Regions from separate parts of the Homo sapiens genome. Here region 2 is linked to region 1. A link is a loop called in an ENCODE intact Hi-C map of the cell type or tissue named here. Cell type or tissue: B cell. All regions are shown on one strand. Each heading gives the region's core, and the rest is flanking DNA. Links, peaks and the distances in the headings are about the cores only.

Region 1 (7,610 bases), core at 1,624-6,623:
TGGGCAACATAGTGAGACACAGTCTCTACAAATTTTTTTTTAAAAAACTTAGCTGGCGGGAGACTGAGGCAGGAGAATAGCTTGAACCCGGGAGGCGGAGGTTGCAGTGAGCCGAGATTATGCCACTGTACTCCAGCCTGGGTGACAGAGTGAGACTCCATCTCAAAAAAAAACAAAAAACAAAGAAAACTTAGCTGGATGCCTGTAGTCCTAGTGACTTGGGAGGCTAAGTTGGGAGGGTCGCTTGAGTCCAGGATTTTGAGGCTGCAATGAGCTACCATCGAACCACTGCACTCCAGCCTGCACAGCAGAGCAAGCCCCTGTCTTTACACTTAATTTAAAAATAAAAAAAATTGGATCATAACTCACAGAATGGAATAAATACCTGTAACTCTCTACCAATAAAAATAAATAATTTAACATATAAACAAATTAAGAAGGGGTTGTTCTTTACAGAGCACTCCAGTTAATAATTCGTGATCTCTCTCCCTGAGTCTCTTTAAACAACAAAATAATATGTAATCACTAACATGGACATGATCTATCAATTTTAGCAAAATTTGAAGAGATGCCAAAATCAGCAAAATTTGAGGAGAAACAGGATATCTGCATAGTCTTAACATAACTCCTCCAAGACATTTATTAATTATAAAGGGAAAAAATAGTTACTTTATAGTGGATGATATGGTTTGGCTGTGTCCCCATGCGAATCTCATCTTGAATTGTAATCCCCATCACCCCCACGTGTCATGGGAGTGACCCAGTAGGTCACTGAATCATGGGAGCACGAGATCTGATGGTTTTAGAAGCATCTGGCAGTTCCCCTGCTGAAACTCACTCTGTCCTGCAGCCTTGTGAAGAAGGTACTTGCTTCCCCTTTGCTTTCCGCCATGATTGTAAGTTTCCTGAGGCCTCCCCACCAATGTGGAACTGTGAGTCAATTAAACCTCTTTTCTTTATAAATTACCCAGTCTCTGGTATTTCTTCATAGCAGTGTGAGAATGGACTAACGCAGTGAAGAAACCCAGCAGACACCAACTTAACCAAACAATCAAGGATAAAATCATCAGAATTAAGACATCATGTCCTTTTTTTTTTTTTTTTTTTTTTTTTGAGACGGAGTTTCACTCTCCTTGCCCAGGCTGGAGTGCAGTGGCACAATCTCAGCTCACTGCAACCTCCACCTCCCGGGTTCAAACGATTCTCCTGTCTCCCCCTGAGTAGCTGGGATTACAGGCGCTTTTCACCATGCCCGGCTAATTTTTGTACTGTTTAGTAGAGACAGGGTTCACCATGTTGGCCAGGCTGGTCTTGAACTCCTGACTTCAGGTGATCCACCCTCCTCTGCCTCCCAAAGTGCTGGGATTACAGGCATGAACCACGATGCCTGGCCAAGACATCATGTCTTAATCAATGCCAAATCAAGAGACATTCTACAAAATCACTGACCAATACTCTTCAAAAGTGTCCAGGTTACAAAAGACAAGGGAAGACTGAGAAACTGTCACCCACTGGAAAAAATCAAGGAGACATGACTACAAAACGTGGGATCCTGGATTGGATCCTGGGACAGAAAAAAAGGATATTAGATAAAAAACTGGGGAAATCTAAATGAAATCTGTAATTTACTTAATAGTATTGTACTATACCAATGTTAATTTCCTAGTTTGATCATTGTACTCTGGTTATATAAGAAGTTAATATTAGGGCAAGCTGGGTGAAAGGTGTATGGGAAATCTGTACTATTTTTGTAACTTTGAAAAGCTTGAAATTCTTTCAAAATTATCATATATTTAAAAGCGAGACAGTGTATGGCAGATGCACCTGACAGCAATAACTTAACTTACACATACCCTGAAGGGTGACCCTATGGTCTAAGAAGAATGTGTGTTCGGAGTTCTGTGCTAAGGAATACGGGAGTGGCCAACCCAGAGATTTACTCCTTATCTATGAAGGATGATTAAATTCCCAGCCCTTAGAACACAGGTCATACCGGATATTGAGGTCCTTTGTTTTGGGTTAAATGGAGGTTTCTAGGTAGACGGTGCTAAGTAAAAAATGCCATGTCAACTGCATGCTTTTTACAAACAGTAGAGGTTCTCCTGTTCAGCCCACATCCACTGGGCCACCCCTGTACGTAAGTACCCCCAATAAACCCTATGTCTCATTCACTATCTCTGGGTCTCTTCTTCAGCCTCTCAGACACAGTATCATCCCTATTGTAGTCAGTGTAAGGGTCTGGCATGACAGACAGCAATGATCTTTGTCAGTACTACCCAAAGTACGTGAGACCAAACGTTTAGAAATTGTTTTAGCAGTAATTTTATGTCTATTGGACTTTAAAAGTTTTTTGACTGGGGCTGAGGCTTCTGGGTTTTTCTTTTGTTTTTTGTTTTCTGAAACAGGACCTCATTCATGCCCAGGCTGGAGTGCAGTGGCATGAACACTGCTCACTGTAGCCTCGACCTCCCCAGGGTCAGGTGATCCTCCCACCTCAGCCTCCTCCTAAGTAGCTACAGGCTTGCACCACCATACCCAGCTAATTTTTGTATTTTTTGTACAGATGGAGTTTTGCCATGTTTCCTAGGCTGGTCTTGAACTCCTGAGCTCAAGCTATCTGCTTGCCTCAGCCTCCCAAAGTGCCGGAATTACAGGCATGAGCCACCACGCCTGACAACTGGGGCTTCCTGAAAAAAATAAACAATAATAACAAGTAAGAAAGTAGTGGGAGGGGCTCTACTGTGTCGTCCCTGGGAAGACTGTCTTTTATTTCACTGACTTTGTGGGAATGGTCATGCCGTCTCTCTCCTTACCTGTTTGTAGCCAACACCAAGAGTGTACCAAATACATTACTCAGCAAGTCCTCAAGAAATGCATCCAAGTGAGAAAAGATGACTAGAATCCACATTTTTCTGCATTAGAAACTTTATAATGCGAAGCTTGTATGTGTAGAGGTCTTTGACCATCATTAGTGTCATAAATGGTCGCTAATACTTATATATATATGTATGTATATATATATATATATATTTTTTTTTTTTTTTCATTTTAAAAAATGAGGCCAGGCACAGTGGCTCACGCCTGTAATCCCAGCACTTTGGGAGGTCAAGGCTGGCAGATCACTTGAGGCCGGGAGTTTGACACCAGCCTGGGAAACATGGCAAAACCCCGTCTCTACAAAAAATACAAAAATTAGCTGGGTATGGTGGCTAAAAATTAGCCAGGCGTGATGGTGCGCAACTGTAATCCCAGCTACTTGGGAGCCTGAGGCAGGAGAATTGCTTGAACCCCCGGGCAGAGGTTGTTGTGAGCTGAGATTGCACCACGGCACTCCAGCCTGAGCGAAAAAGTGAGACTCCGTCTCAAAAATAAATAAATAAATTAATTAATTAATTAAATAAATAGATAATGATTAAGCAACAAAGATCTCTTAAAGAGTTGGAGTCAAACCAAGCCTAGAACTTTTCATTTTGTTTTACAAATTTTATTTCGGCACTCAATCCTTAACCAGATGTGACTACCTTTTAACTCTGATAATGCAGCAGTAAAATTGGAATTTGGATCTCCAACTTTATCAAAAATAACACATTTCTAGTTTTGAAAAGGGCTTTTTCTTTAAAAAAATAATAATTTGAAGGACAATGATTCAGCTGTTGTATTCTTCGAATAGACAATAAATAGAATTATAGCGTTGCTTTCTTCCCCTCCACCTCTTTCTCCTCTTCCACCTCTGCTATACAAATTTTCAAAAAATGTAACATCAATGTGAAATAGAAATGTTGCCATCCACTGTGAAGCAATGAAGTACAGTGTTCATTAAACCCACCAATCCAACTAGAACCCTGAAATAGACTGTGGAAGTCATGGATTCATCTGCATAAAGCCTTTTCCTTTCACCTCTTCTGGTAAAAGAAGCCCTCGCCTCTATGGGAAACAGGGAACATATCTTCCTATTTAGAAGGATTGCAGGGATGGGAAAGTCAGCCAACTTCGGCCAATCAGGCTCATCCTCTGGACTTGTGCTGTACCCTTTCTCTAACCAACTGTAGGCTATGGCACTAACAATGTATCCCTGGAGCAGTGTAGGGTACCATGTATTTTACCAGAGGAAAGACATTTTCAGAGAATAAAGGCAACATAGGGAAAAGCAGAGCGGAGACATGTAGAGAGAGAAGATTGGATGGCTGGGGAGGAGAAAGGAGTCAGAGCAAAAGACAGAGAGGAAACAAGACAGAGAAAAAGACAAGACAGAGAAAAAGAGAGGAAACAAGAAAGCAGAACAGAGAGGCTGAGGCTTTCGATAATGACATGTGGCACAAGAACCCCCATCTCTGTTGGAAGTCAGCAGCTCTTCTGTACCCTTCAGTTACATGCCCGAGGATATCCCAATTTTTCTTCAGCTTGTTGAGGTTGTCATTCTGTCATTTAAAAAAAATAAACATGTTGATGAACATGACCCCTTTATGTGTCTAATCAAATGAAAGAAGGAACTAAGCTCTATAGCAACTGTCCTTGCCTTGACATTTGAATATACCTTTGAGCATGCAGCAGATCAGTCCAGTGAAATCGAAACTGGAACTCAGTTATAAGCTTTCCAGACAGGGCTTGAGCTACACAGAATTTCTAAGAAAGTAAATTTGACTTTGATGTTAGTTCCTCTTTAGTGTTCCCCCATATGACCAGATTCTCACTGCTCTTGTGCAAGGGAGAGAAAAATCATCTGATATGTTTCATTAATGTTTAAAGGTTAATGAACTTACAGCTTACTCCTTCTGGTAACATAGCTGCATTTCACAAGGGTCAAGATCAATGTTTAATCTAAAGAAATGAATCTCTAATGCTGAAATCATGAGGACAGTAATGCATGGATGAGGAAGCTATTTTCTGTCAAGGAAATTATCCTGCTATTTACATGAGGATACAAGTGACACTTTAGGTATCAGAAGCTTGTGCATCTATTTAAAATCCAGATAAGTGATCATGCAAAGGATCGACTCATTTTTCTTTTCTTAGAGTAGAATGAGGCATACGAGTTCAATTATTGAACTTATTGAAATTACTTCCAATAAGTTCCTTCAAAATCCAAAGATATTAATGTCCAATCCTCCTTGACTAACTGCCCTCAGGGACTTTTACCAGCAGGCTATTCTTGACTATACGGGTGCCTAAGACATCGAAGATAAGTGTTGTTCTTAATCAAAATAAAACCACATTCAAGATTTCTGTTCATTCAAGTTACAATCTGTGCTGACAGGACACTAAACAAATACTTACTTTACACAATTGAATAATTGGAATACTAAAAATTTTAAAAGCATTAACCATCTGAATTTCTGAAGAAGGTGAAGAATATTCTAGATTTCTTTGGAAAAATTTCCCTCATTCACTTTCAGCCCTTTTGAATGCCCTCCCCTACATCTGGTCTCTACCTTTTTCCCTTTTGCTTCCTCCATATTCCATTCTTTGGTTTGGTTTGGTTTTGTTTTGTTTTGTTTTTTAGAGACCGGGTCTTGCTCTGTTACCCAGGCTGGTGTGCTGTGGTGCAATCATAGCTCACTGCAACCTGGAGCTTCTGGGCTCAAGCGATCCTCCCACCTCAGCCTCTCTAGTAGCTGCAACTACAGGCATATGACACCACACCTGGCTAATTTTTTTTTTTTTTTTCATTTTTTGTAGAGACAGGGTCTCCCTATCTCTAGGGCTAGGCTAGTCTCAAGCCATCCTGCCGCCTCATCCATTCTTTCTTCATTTGTTCTTCCTTTTCTCTTCCACCCATCATCCCTTCTTCCTGCCTCCTTCAATCGATTACTTGGTTAGTGTTTGTTGGGAAGTTAGTCAGTTCCAGGCAGTGGGCTAAACACAAACATGAAAAGATGGGGTCCTCGCTGTCGTCCTTTTCTGTTGTTGAGTAACAAATCACCCACAAATCTCGCAACTTAAACCAACACGCATTTATTACCTCCCCACTCAGTATACCAGAGAACAACCTGGTGTGGCAGGAATTTCTGCTCAGGGTCACCCATGGCCAGTATTCAGGTGTCAGCCGGGCTGGGAACTTAAGTGTAGGCTCTGAGGAGAAATCCACTTCCAAACCCATTCAGGTTATGACAGAGTACCCTACAGTTACAGGACTGAAGTGCTTTCCATCTGAGATCTGGGACCTGCCTCAGCTCTTTGAAGCCACTCACATTCCTTTTCCCATGGCTCCTCAATCTTTAAGCAGTAATAGTGCCAAATGACTATCGTGCTTCAAACCTGACTGCCTCTATTGTCATCAGCCAGAGAAAACTCCATTTTTAAAGATGTATGTTATTACATTGGGCCCACCAGGCTAATCCAGGCTGGTCTCCCTCTGTAACAAAACATAATCTCAAGCATGATAGCACATTCTGAAGTCCCAGGGACTCGGGAGGGACTTCACTGGGGGCCGCTTTAGAACTTCTGCCTACACATCTGCCATCAGGTGCTCACACAATACATACAAAAACAATAGCACTGCAATAAGATAATTGTACAAAAGAAAGTGCGGTAAACAAAATGTCACACATACATACAATGGAATACTATTCAGCCATAAAAAGGAAGAAAATTCTGACATGCTACAACATGGATGAACCTTGAGGACATTATGCTAAGTGAAATAAACCTATGATCCCACTTATTTGCAGTATCTAGAATAGGCAAATTCACAGAGACAGAAAACAGAATAGAGGTTTCCAGGCATTGGCGGGAAGAAGAATGAAGTTGTTGTTTGATAGTTATAGAGTTCTGTTTGGGATAATGAACGTGTTCTGGAAATGGATAGTGGTGACAGTCACACAGCATTGTGAACATACTTAAAAGTACTGAATCGTATACTTAAAAATGATTTACATGGTGAACTTCATGTTCTGTATATTTTACCACAATAACATAAAATTAAAGTGTTGAAAAAATAGACTGGAGGCATAAGAAAAGAACAGCATAACTTGCTTCCTGAAAGAGCAAAATGTCAGATTGGGCAGGAGATAAGATCAGATGGGTGTGGGTGAGAAGGGTGTGGACTGTGCGGTGGGAGGGACAATGTCATAATTTCAGTTCCCTTTTTGGTCACCACACAGCTAAGGTAACTTGATAATTTTGTCCAAACCTGCCTTCCTTTCTTGCACTAGCTGCCTGGAAAGCAAACCTTATTTAGCAATCACTAATAGTCCTAGAACTTTTGAGTGTTAATGATAGAGGTGTGAATCAAGTACCTGCTATTTATTAAGTGTCACGTTGGTGACCCCAAATTCACCTTGCTTCTAGGAAATAGAAAGAAGGAAACACAGAGACTGAGCACTATGCTGAGCACTGTGCTTCCTTACATAGCTTCAATGCTTCACAATGACAATGCAAGTTAAGTAGCCATGAAACTTGTTTTCCCCAGTTTTACCAATAAAACATTTGGGGTTGTGAAAGTCTGAATAATTGCCCGCATGTCAGGTAACAAAGAAAAGAAAGTACCTTCCCACCTGAGGGTCTTGTAATATGCTGTTCCCTCTACTTGGAATGCCTATCTACTTTCTCAACCTGTCACCACCACCACCATCATCTACACACACACACATCTGCTTAACATTCTGTATCTA
Region 2 (7,610 bases), core at 1,602-6,601, 1.3 Mb after region 1:
AGATTAAAAATAAGACCCAAAACAATAAAACTCCTAGAAGAAAGGATATGAAAAACAAATTTAAAAAAAACACCACATAATTAAAAGAAAGAAAAGAAACAATAAGAAGAGAAAATTTGGAAAAAAGCTTCATAACACTGGATTTGGCCGTGATTTATTGAATGTAACACCAAAAGCACAGGCAACAAAAGGAAAAATAGGCAAATGGGACTACAACAAACTTTACAACTTTGTGCATCAATGGACACGATCAACATCATGGACAGGTAGACTACAAAATGAAAGAAAATATTTGCAAATCATATATCTGATAAGGGATTAATATCTGGAATGTATAAAGAACTCTTGTAACTCAGCATCAAAAAAATCAAATAACTCAATTTTTTAAGTGACCAAAGAACTCAAACAGACATTTACCAAAGATGACATACAAATGGCCAACAGTCATGGTGCTCAACATCACTAATCAGCAGAGGAATGGAGATCAAAACCACAACGTGATATCACTTCACACCGATTAGAATGGCTACTATAAAAAAATAAATAAGTGTTGCCAAAAATGTGGAGAAATTAGAACCCTTGTATACTGTTGCTGGGATTATAAATGGTGCGACTGCTAAGGAAAACAGTGTGGTGGTTTCTCACAAAATTAAAAATAGTAGTAACATATGATCCAGCAATCCCAGTTCAGAGTATAGATTCAAAATAATTGAAAGCAGAATCTCAAATTGATATTTGCATATCCATATTCACAGCAAGAGTATTCACAATAGCCAAGAGGTGGAAGCAACCTAAATGTCCATCAGTGAATAAAGAGATAATCAAAATATGGTATGTACATACAATGGAATATTATTCAATCTTCACATGGAAGAAAATCTGTCACATGCTGCAAAATGGATTAACCTTGAGGACTTTATGCTAAGTGAAATAAGTCAGTCACCAAAAGCAAATACTCTCTGGATCCACTAACATGAGGTATCTAAAATAGTCAAATTCATGGAAACAGAAAGTAGAATTGTGGTTACCAGGCTAAAGGGAGGGGGCCTAGGAGGTTATCGTTCAATGGGTATAGACTTTCAGTTTTGCAAGATAAAAAAGTTCTAAAGATCTGTTCCACAACAATGTGAATATATTTACCGCTATTGAACAGTACAATTTAAAATTTGGGGGATATTAAATTTTATGTTATGTGCTTCCTACCAGTTTTTAAAAAGACAAGTATAATGGCAGAAGATTTGGCAATGACAGTACTCAAGCCACCTCCTGAGTCACGATGTTCCAATCTGTACTGACTGCCCTCTTCAATTAATGTGTAATCGTCATCCTGGGATCTCCCTTCACCACTCTCCAGGAGATTCCCTTTCCCTTCTCCACAGCGATGGATCTTCTGCTTTCTGTATTCCATGCCTTCCTCTTTCTTGGCTTATTTACTCATCCATATGAAATGTATCCTCCAGGAGCTTCCTGAGAAAGAAGACTTAAAAATGTTTTTTTGAGTTGCCTGCCTGAAATTATCTTTTTGTTATGTGTTGTTTTGTTTTCTCTTCTCACTTGATCCACAGTTTGGCTTGCAATAGAAATCTAGGTTGGAAATAAATGTCCTTCACATGTTTGAAAGCATTGTCCGTTGTCTTCTGGCTTTCAGTGCTGCTGGTAAGAAGTTGCTGATCTCTTGTGCGTGATCTGTTTTTTTTTTTTTTTATTGTTGTTTTATTTTCTCTCTGGGAGCTTATAGAATCTTCCTTATCCCTAATGTGATAAAATTTCACATTATGCTGGAGGTATTTTTTCATCCATTACACTGAACATCACTGGGACCCTTTAACCTCAAAATCCACGCCCATCAGTTCTGAAAAATGTTATCTCCTCCATGTTCTCTGTTCTCTCTTTCTTTCCGGGAATTGTTGAAGCTTTATGTGTTTCTGCTAGCACAGGTCACATTCTCTAGGGTGTAGTCTTGTGCATGAAGAAATATTTTCCCTGAGGATATTAATGTCATGTTTCTTCTACCTGCACAAATTACTTTTCTGTTTATTTTGGACTTTCCTGTGTTAGATGATGTCCTTACATAGCTGGTTGTCTATGTTGATTGGAAGCCTTGAGGATGGGGCTCACTGATTTTGACCTTCTCTGTAGACTGATCTGGGTGGCGCAGGGTCCATATCTTTATGTGTTTCTGCTTAAGCAATCCTCCCGCCTCAGTCTTCTGAGTAGCTGAGACTACAGACATGCACCACCATGCCTGGCTAAATTTTGTATTTTATGCCTGGCTAAATTTTGTATTTTTTGTGGAAACAGGATTTTGACATGTTGCCCAGGCTGGTCTTGAACTCCTGGGCTCAAGTGATCCGCCCACCTCAGCCTCCCAAAGTGGTGGAATTGCAGGCATGAGCCACTGTGCCCAGCCTCCATTCTGCAGTTTTAGTGGAGTTTTTGGAATACAACAAAATTATGTGTTCAAGCTACCATAACCCAGCAGTCCCCTCAAATTTTTAAAAAAGAAAAAAATTCAGAACAGATAACATAGTATGTTCCCATTTACGTGAAAACAATGTGAGACTATACAGTGGTTGATATGTACTGATAAGTACAAAAAAGACATCTGGAAAAATAAATGAGAATGAGTTTTTTTTTTTTTCTTTCACTTTGTATCCTTCTGTACTGGTTGGTTTCTTTTTCAAAAGCTATAAGCATGAATAATTGTGAAGACCTAGTTTTTTAAAAAAAATCTTAAAGACCTAGTTAAAAAAATAAAATCATATTTAAGAAAGAGGGCATGTCACAAGTCAGGGTGAATCTCCCTGAACCTACTCTAGATTGTCAATGGTATCAGAGAGGGTTAGAACCACTTACACAATTGGAAAGCACACAAGCTCTTAAGTCTGGTTTCAGGAACCTTGAAAATACATTCAAGGTTTCTCCCACTTAGGCCGTTCTGCTTCCAGGAATAAAAACAGCCTGAACTTTAACTCTTGATCCAGAAAAAAAGGAGTAGTATGAAATAGACTAGGCCAGACCTCCTTGGCTTCTGAAGTACCTCTGACAAGACTTTCCTGCTCCACTTACCACACCCTCCCCAGTCCCTCACCTAACACCCGCTAGCTCAGGCACACCGTAATCAGGACTTCCCAGCTCACTGAAAAATGTCTGCCTGAGTGATTCATACATAGCATAGCCAGGGCTACTCCAAATCTGCCCCTGTGGAGCCTTCATTCTTTTAACAAATGTTTATTTGTGGCAGAAGAGTGTAATTATCTATCCAAACTATTAGGTTCAAATCCTGGCTCCTCAAGTGACTAGCAAATTACTTAACCTTTCTGTGCTCAGCTTCCTCATTTATAAAATGGAGATGATCATGATGACTGCCTTCAGGCTGCAGCAGAGACTCAGCGGTTGACACCTGTGAATGCTTACTGGGCATCTCCCTATACAAAGATGGTTCTAGGTCAAACAGATACAGAAGTCATCAAAATAGAGTTTCCTGCTCCCGTGGAATTTAAGGTCTAGTAGAAAAGGCACAATTCAGTTCTCTTAATACAAACTAACAAACAAAAAAACACAAATAACAAATGATTACACATTGTAATGAGGTCCATAAAGGAAGAGTAAAAGTACAATGAAGGTTACAATAGGGAATGTGCTTATATTTAAATTCTGGATCATGATTTCCCAGCTCTAGTACTGAAGTTACTTAAACAGAAGCAGCAGCCAACAGAGTTGGTGGGTTCAATCGATTTTGTGTCTTTTCTCATGTCACAAACTTGTTAGAGTTCAACAGGCAGGAATTCAATGGTTTTGCAACAAAAGGTACTCAGAAAAAGCTCCCTTTCTTTGCCAACAGTGAGTGTATGTTATAGAATCTTCTACTCAGGATTGCATTTTTAAAGAAATGTCCCTTGGCCAGGTGGAGTGGCTCATGCCTGTAATCCCAGAACTTTGGGAGCCCGAGGCTGGTGGATCACTTGAGCTTAGAAGCTCAAGACCAGCCTGGGCAACATAGTGAGACCCTTGTCTAAAAAAAAAAAAAAAAAAAAAAGGAAATAAAATAAAATAAATGGCCCCTTTTCTAAAGGTTTGATAGACCTTTGGAATATGTTAATAAACAAGTAGGCAGATTCCAATTTGCCTGTGCTTTGGAGAAAAGGAGAGCTATGCAGGTTATTTCTTTCCCAACTAAAACATAAGTGCCTATTTGCTCTCTAGAATTGTCAGCACATTCTAAGCATGAAGTGCAAAGGCACCACATACCTTATCTCGGATAGTCCCTAATATCACAATGCCAACTTTCTGGTTCTCTGGGACACTCCCAGCTGCCCCAGGGAAGATCTCAGAGCCTCCCCACCCCATCTCTCCCTCAGGCCAATAGTTTGGCCTGATTTAACCATCTACTAATTTTAGAGTCTGTCTAGGCATAGATTATAGCCTAAAGCAATTTGCAATTATGATTTACAATAGTATGAAATTTGTGACATGATCAATCCAAAGGTCTCAGAGAGCACCCTAGTGCTATGATTCTCACAGGCAAAGGAATTCAGTGGATTATGAAGAGCTACAGATTTCCATTTTCTTTTCCTCATTATCTAGGGCTCAAGCTTTGATGCAAATCATGACAGTCTGTGGCCTCCAGCCTGACTCTGTTTCTGGTTTTAATGATCAAAGGGATTTCCCCAGCAGTTCAGTAAAAGAGAGAGAGGAAGGGTAATTTACTAAGTACTTCCCTTCCTCACAGTCACGAGGTCCCTGCTATTTCCTATCTGAGACACTCAGATTAGAAAGTATCAATAAAGATGGCCAAGAAGGAATATATTAAATAGAAGTTACCTTACAATAAAGAGAACATAAAAGATACACATGTATTAACATGGCTGAACTAAGTGTAAATGTATGAAAGATGAGCCTTGGGTGACGGGGGCCAGATAGGATACATCAAGGGAGATTTAGGGAAGAGTTGGACATAAACATCATTCATTCATTAAACAATTTTTTTTTATTGAGGATCTACTGCGTGCCAGGCACTGTTCTAGATGCTAGGGGAACAACAGTGACTCGTACCTCAGGGACTGAGCAAAATCAGTCCCATTATTTGCTTTTGTAGAATATATAATATGATGGGAAAGACCGAAATTAATCAAGTAGTTACACAAATGAGTGTATTAATTACAGACTGTGATGAGCACGCATATAGAAAAAGTGGGGGAGGGTGCCTAGGAGTGCCTGTAACAGGAACCCAACAAACCGGAAGCAGTTAAAAAGGTTTTCTTAAGAAAGGGAGCCTTGAGGTAAGAACTGAAGGATGAGTAGGAGCTGACTGGGCAAAGGAGGAGGAAGAGAGAAAGAAGTATTCCAGCAAGTGGGTGTCATGCACAGCGGCCCTGTGGCAGGGAGGAGCTGACACATTCAGAGAGCTGGAAGAAGACGCACAGAAGGGAGAATGATGGAGAATGGGATGAGGTTAAGACTGAAGAGCAGGACCTTGCAGGACATGGGAGGCTATGTCATGTTGTATTTCCAAACTAACAGCTATAGGGAACCATTGAAGGTTTTTATTTATGTATTTATTTATTTATTTATTATTTTTTTGAGACAGAGTTTTGCTCTTATCGCACAGGCTGGAGTGCAATGGCAAGATCTCGGCTCATCGCAACCTCCGCCTCCTGGGTTCAAATGGTTTTCCTGCCTCAGCCTTCCAAGTAGCTGGAATTACAGGCACCCACCTCCATGCCCAGCTAATTTTTGTATTTTTAGTAGAGACAGGGTTTCATCATATTGGCCAGGCTGGTCTCAAACTCCTGACCTCAGGTGATCCACCCACCTTGGCCTCCCAAAGTGCTGGGATTACAGGCGTGAGCCACCACACCCAGTCTGACGGTTCTAAAACAGGTGATGGAGAGAGAGGAGATTCACATTGTGAAAAGTTTGCCCTGAGACCAGATAGAAAGTTATCGTCCACATGGGAGGTGATGGAGACTTGGTGGTGGAGTCAGAGAGAAGTAGATAAATCTGAAAGTTATTTACAAGTTTAAAACCAACAGGACACCAGGTGCAGTGGCTCACGCCTGTAATCCCAGCACTTTGGGAGGCCAAGGCGGGCGGATCACAATGTCAGGAGTTCGAGACCAGCCTGACCAACATGGTGAAACCCTGTCTCTACTAAAAATACACACACACAAAAAATTAGCTGGGCATCTGGCCAACACAGTGAAACACCGTCTCTACTTAAAATACAAAAATTAGCTGGGCTTGGTGGTGGGCGCCTGTAATCCCAGCAGCTACTCAGGAGGCTGAGGCAGGAGAATCATTTGAATCTGGGAGGTAGAGGTTGCAGTGAACCAAGATCGAGCCTTTCCACTCCTGTGCGACAGAGCCTGTGTCTGTCGCATTAGCCTGTGCAACAGAGCGAGACTCTATTTCAAAAACAACAACAACAACAACAACAACAGGACTTCCAGAAGATTACATATGGGGTACAGGAGAAGGAATCCATGGAATCCATGACTGCCAGGTTTTTACTGGGGCTTAAGGAGGAAGACAGTAGCGCTGGCAAAAGCTGGGAAGGAGGACAGGCAGGTGAGCTGGTGCACCTTTGAGCTGAATGATGGGTCTGTCTAGGGTGTCTCTTGCTGAAGAACTTTTGAACTCTTATAGTAGGAGACAACACTAGAGGATCAATAGAGAAAGTTGGAAAACTCTGGATCGACTTGCACCTGGAAACTGATGAGCTCTGTGGTGTTAGGCAAGTCAGTTCACCTCTGTGGATTTCAGTTCCCTGAAAGGTCCTTCACACCTTCCTCCCATATCAGAATCTCCTGAAGTGCTTGTGAACATGCACATACATGGACAATTGTCTGCATTGGATAATGAAAAAGCACAGATTTAAAAGACTTGCCTAAGATGGTACAGGCAGAGCCAAAATGAGGGCTCCAGTCCAGGTCTGACTCACTCTAAAACTGTAAGATATGAGTAAAAGGAGTGAATGGAGATGGTCCCAAACAGAATTTCCATAGCATCGCCAGTGATACTTCAGCATGTAAGTGGGCCAGGCTTGGGAAAAAGCTGTAGCTGTCCCCTTATCTCCTAGTTGGAGAGTGCTACAGTTAAGTTTCATTATTTCATCATTTCCTCTGCTGACCCAGGGCAGGCACCACCACATCCTCAACCAGGGACACACACAGGACTCTCACATTTTACCAAACAAAAAATCCTACAAACAAGCCTAAAATTTCCCTTTGAAGCCAAATGGGAGAACCAAATCTACCTCAACTTTACTCTAAAGCTGTTTTTTAACACATATACTAATAACATTTTTAAAAGAATTTCAGGATGTTGACTCTCTAGAAACCGTGACAAACATATAATTGAGTTTTTAAAAAATAAGGTTGACATATCAACCTGTCATATGACCTATGAAATGCTTTCAAGAAACCCGTGCAAAATTAAAGAGAGCTCTTCAAGACATCAAACACACAAAAAGAAGTTATTTGGGGCCGGGTGCGGTGGCTCACACCTGTAATCCCAGCACTTTGGGAGGCCGCAAAGGGCAAATCACTTGAGGTCAGGCATTATAGACCAGCTTGGCCAAAATGGTGAAACCCTGTCTACACTAAAAA

The links. Peaks named below come from ENCODE experiments on the same cell type or tissue, not always from the same donor. Only the 100,000 strongest peaks of a DNase experiment are listed, where the experiment ranks them.
Region 2: it touches region 1 in a loop (5-fold over the local background); 2 of 110 quality-filtered maps call a loop at or near these places.

What each region holds. Positions count from the first base shown.
Region 1 is chr7:21,348,473-21,356,082 of GRCh38, forward strand. No RefSeq gene overlaps it. Among named protein-coding and RNA genes, the nearest start is that of SP4, 76 kb to the right of the region's middle. RefSeq lists enhancers at 4,610-4,819, 6,884-6,933. In B cell, for the core only: a CTCF peak has its summit at 4,156; a DNase peak (open chromatin) is centred at 4,489; H3K4me3 peaks cover 2,735 bases; H3K27ac peaks cover 3,879 bases.
Region 2 is chr7:22,693,773-22,701,382 of GRCh38, forward strand. No RefSeq gene overlaps it. Among named protein-coding and RNA genes, the nearest start is that of IL6, 30 kb to the right of the region's middle. In B cell, for the core only: no CTCF peak of the experiment used is centred there; DNase peaks (open chromatin) are centred at 3,359 and 4,679; H3K4me3 peaks cover 1,224 bases; H3K27ac peaks cover 4,015 bases.